Linked DNA regions of Homo sapiens: region 2 is linked to region 1. Evidence: chromatin loops called from intact Hi-C (ENCODE). Cell type or tissue: heart left ventricle. All regions are shown on one strand.

The links. Peaks named below come from ENCODE experiments on the same cell type or tissue, not always from the same donor. Only the 100,000 strongest peaks of a DNase experiment are listed, where the experiment ranks them.
Region 2: a loop joins it to region 1, with 5 times the contacts of the local background. A loop is called at or near these places in 55 of 110 quality-filtered maps.

What each region holds. Positions count from the first base shown.
Region 1 is chr3:173,044,539-173,047,038 of GRCh38, reverse strand. The region is part of intron 3 of SPATA16 (spermatogenesis associated 16); the gene reads left to right. Among named protein-coding and RNA genes, the nearest start is that of SPATA16, 95 kb to the left of the region's middle. In heart left ventricle, a CTCF peak has its summit at 1,076 (motif pointing right); no DNase peak of the experiment used is centred here; H3K27ac peaks cover 780 bases.
Region 2 is chr3:172,835,030-172,837,529 of GRCh38, reverse strand. No RefSeq gene overlaps it. Among named protein-coding and RNA genes, the nearest start is that of ECT2, 86 kb to the right of the region's middle. In heart left ventricle, a CTCF peak has its summit at 939 (motif pointing left); no DNase peak of the experiment used is centred here.

The DNA.
Region 1 (2,500 bases):
CGAATTTAATGTGTACAACAGTGAATAGTAAAGTTATCTTTCCTATTACGTTACAATTAACTTTTGTAAAATAATTTTTGCTGCTGTTCCTAAGTTGAACATTAAGTAAGAAATGTAAATCAATAAAGGTTAAACAGTCAATTTGTACAATTAATAATGCATCAAGTGAAATAAATCATTTTGCTGGTCTGGTCATAGTGCAGAACTGCATAAGTCAATACATATGATTTTAATATCAAAACATCTTGAAAGATCTTAGATTTTAAAACAGTCTGAAATATAGTCAACAAATGTATTTGATAAAATAAATTAATTAGGATATTTACTCTATAAACAGCTTACAACCATTAGTTATATACTCAATGCAGAATTCTGCTTTTGTATTATTATCACATTGTGAAAGTTGATACTAATCATGAATCAAAATTAAAATATTCCTTTTTTGCATTTATTTGCATTTGCTGAAGCATCTTCTCTGTAATTTTATGTAAATGTGAGGTCTACTGCATATTTTTAGGAGACTTGTTAACACAAAAATTAGCTTAAAAACCATCATGTAGTTTTGCTTCTATTGTTTTGTCATAGAGAAGACTACAAGGACCATAACTTTATGGTTTTAAGATCAACAGAGATACGTTTTGAAATTAATCAGCTAAGCACTGCCATTTAAACTAAAATAGTCAATGATACAAAGGCTCTGAAAACAACTATTATCAAAATGGCTCTTCTTTTTTATTCATAACATATCCGAAGTGGCATATATAAGTATTATTTTTTACTTCAACCAAAAGTAATGCTCAGACTCTCCTAATACATTCAATCTCTGCTCACTTCATCAAACCAGTGCCACTGTTTATCAGAAGGTTTTTGAACATTTCTAAAGACCGATTTGTAATTACTGCTTTCTTATCAAGATTAAAAATCCTGCTATGATTCTTTTATTATATAAATATATTTTGATGTATATACTTGCAAAGATTTTAATGATACATATCACCTTTTGTATATTCCCTACCTTTAGGGTTTTTTATTTTTATTTTTATTGCAAAATTTTATTGCCACAAGGTGGCAGACAAGATGAAGTCTAAAGTACCAAATATGTAAGAAAAATCCCTATTTTAAAAATGATTTTATAATGGTAGTATCTACATTCATTCATTCATTTTAAAAAACTTATTAAATATTTCCACCAAGAGCCTATTCCTGTGCTAGGCAGTGGAGAGACAGTTATAAATAGAAAATACATGATGCTTATACACCAGCAGAAGTAGCAGAGTGTAAATAAATAAATAAATATTAGCATATATATGAGATGAAGAGTATGATAAATGCTGTGAAGGAAATCAACATAAGTTATGTTGCAGAGCCAGCATAGTATATTTAGTCAGACCACAACGTCTAGAATGTGACTGCCTAGGTTCAAATTATGACTGCTCCACTCACTAGACTGAATTTAACTTTCAAAAAAACTAGGTTATAATAGTACTTACTTCACAAGTACTATTTCACAAGGTTTTGTGAAAAATAATTATAAACCCATGAATTTTTTATTCTAACCGTGACACAGTTATTGGTACTGAATCTGCCTTCTTGCTGTAAACAACTGTAAAACTGGACAAAATATAAGAGGCAACGGCTTTCAGGCCTTGGACAATGGTCAGAGCAGGACTGTGATCCCTGAAAGAAGGAAAATACACAGGATGAGCCCCATAATCTTCTCAGCTTTTTGTTCGGTTTATTTTTCTGCCCTAGTTCAGGGACATGGATATCAAGTTAAACTACAGTCTCACCAAACTGAAGAGGCCGAGATTAGAATAGCAAGGCTGCCAAGGAAGCTATAATGACAGGAAACATGGCCAAGAAAGAGGTAGCTGTGTGAAAGGGTTGAGAGACAGAAGTCTGCATGGGAATTTACTGTAAGTTCTTAGCCAAGGTCTGAGCCATGCATGTGAGGAAAGAGATTCCATACAGCAGAAATTGCCTGCCACAGAACTAAGTGCTAAATGGAAATACTTAGGTGACCTGCAGTGCTTGGAAATGTTGGAGTATTAGGGTAAAGAGACTTCACTCAGCACCTCAGGTACTCAGTTGAGCCCCAGAAAGATCATACTATAATAGTAAGGACCATGACCTACCAAAAGGACCACACCTTAAGATTAAATTCAAAGACAAAATAGACCTGTCTTAACAAAAAATACAACTAAGCTTCACAAGAACAAGAGTATCTGCCATTGCATTCTCTCACAGGGGGAAAAAAACAAAAACAAAAAAACCTCAACATCTTAACATATTTTTCAGGAAATATGTCATAATCCAGATTCCCCACAAAGTCTCACCCAAAATATCCAGCATAAAGTTAAAAATTACCACACATGCAAAGAAGTAGGAAAATGAGACTTAAGAAAATAAGCAGTCCATAGAAATAGACTTCAAGATGTAGAACCAGATATAGATCTTCGAGACCCAGATGTAGAACTGGCAGACAAGGATTTCAACAAAC
Region 2 (2,500 bases), 210 kb after region 1:
TCCAAGTCCTATAGCTTTAGAATCACGGAAGCTGATGCTGTAATTCGCAGTCTAAGGTCAAAGGTCTGAAACCCAGGAAGTGGTGATGAGGGAGAAGGGGGTACTGGTGTAGGTCTTGCAGTCCAAAGCCTGGAGCTCTGATGACCAAGGGCAGAAGAGTGTGTACCAGCTCTGAGAGAAAGAGACTAAATCTTTTCCTCTTTTTGTTCTATCGGGGCTCTTAGCCTACACACATTGAGGGTGGATCTCCTATACTCAGTCCACTGACTCAAGTGCCAATGGCCCCTGGAAACACCCTCTCACACACCTAAAAACACTACTTTGCCAGTTCTCTAGATATTCCTTAATTCAGTCAAGTTGACACCTAAAATTAACCATCACACAGAGGACTCAAAGGAAAAAAGAGGCTGGGAGGGGTGGCTCATGCCTGTAATCCCCCAGCACATTGGGAGGCCAAGGCAAGTGGATCACTTGAGCCCAGAAGTTCAAGACCAGCTTGGGCGACATGGCAAGACTCTGTCTCTACAAAAAAAATACAAAATATATCCAGGTGTGGTGGCCTGCACCTGTAATTCCCACTACTGCAGAGGCTGAGGTGGGAGAATGGCTTGAACCCAGGAAGTTGAGGCTGCAGTAAGCCGAGTTCACGCCACTGCACTTTAGCCTGGGCAAAGAGAGTGAGACTCTGTTTCAAGAAAAAAGGAGAACCGTGTTTTTAAAAGGTGCAAATAGTTTACAAGACAGAACCAGAGGGTCCAACAGATGAGAACCGAAAAGTATTTATTAGATTTGACAAACAGGAAGTCATTGGTAACTCTGGCAAATTCGTTTTCATGGAGAAGTAGATACAGAAGCCAAATAGCAGAGGATTACAGAGTAATTGGGGGACCAATAAAGACAGGCAGAAACAACAACATAAGATTCTCTGCTCCCCCTACTGGCGATGGATGGATGGATGGATAGATAGATAGACAGCTAAATAACCTGTTCATCATTTTAAAATTCAGACAATAGAGGAAAGAAGAAAGATTTTTAAAAATCACCCTTGGTGCCATTCATAGATAACAACTGCTACAATTTTGGTCTATCTCCCTTTAGACTTTCTCTTATTTATATGCATTACTTTTAGCAAAAATGTCACCATATTCTATATAACACTTTATAACCTGTTTTCTTTGTATAACAATAGGTAATGAACATCTTTCCAGGTCTATAAATCTATATTTACAATGTCATTTGTAACGGCTGTGTAGATTCCATGGCACGAATGTATCACAACTTAAATAACCAATTCCCTGTTAAAGGACATAAAACATTTTTGTATTGACAACTCTGCAATACAACTATACACATTTGCCTATTTGCACAGGATCAGTTTCTAGGAGACTGACTGGATTAAAGGATATGTTTATTTTGTTGAAAGATTCTGATAAAATGATGCACCAGAATGTTTATAGCCCAAGCATTCTGTAAAAGCATACCCTTGACAACGCTGCATCATTCTTTTTGATATCTGCCTATGTGATTTTTAAAATAGCATCTTACTTTTTTGTATTTGCTTGTTTCCTCGTAATGTTGAATGTCTTCATATATTTATTGGTAGCTCTTGATGAACTGCCTGCTAATGACTTGTCCATTCATCATATTTATATCTTGATACAACAGCTTTATGTATTAAATATGGCATTTGACTTTGACTGTTAGGGATGTTACCAATATTTTCCAGCTCTTCATTTGCCTTTTGATTTTGTCTGGGGCACTTTAAAGCACTTTTTATTTTGTTAGTTCTTCCATTATAAAAAATAGGTATGTTCAAAAATAACTAAATCTTATTTTTTTTCCATCCAATTTTAAGCCCCGGGGCTAATCAGTATCAACTGAAATATATTTTTGTATTTTCAAAAATACATGAAAGTTCTCTATTTGGTATATTCAGGGATATCTTTTTTCACTTATGGCCCTTGATGCCATGCTTAGAAAGGCTCCCCAAAACTATATAAATATTTGCCTTTGTTTCTTTCTAGTATTTTTAGTGTTTACATTAAAAATTCTAATCTAGCTAGAATTTATCCTGGTATTTGATGAGACATATGGATCTAAGTTGTTTTTCCCCAAAGGGTTGGCTAATTGAGTCTCATTTATCAATACTATAGTTTTCTCTTTCCAAAATGATTTGAAGTAAAACCTTTGTCATAAATTTAATTTTTGTATATTATTAAGTCTCTTTCTAAACTTTCTATTCTATTCCATTAATTTGTTTGTTTTGGTGCCAGTACCGTAATGTTCTAAGTATTGCCACTTTGAATTTTTAACAATAAGAACACTAATTAACATTTACAATAAGAATAATAATTAACATTATTACTACATGCCAGTGTGCAATGTACCATATTAAATGCTTTACATAGATCATCTCTTTTACTTCTCATAGTATCCAATGATATAAGGGACTATTAGTATCATCTCCAGTTCATTTTTAAAAAAATTATAATAATGATAA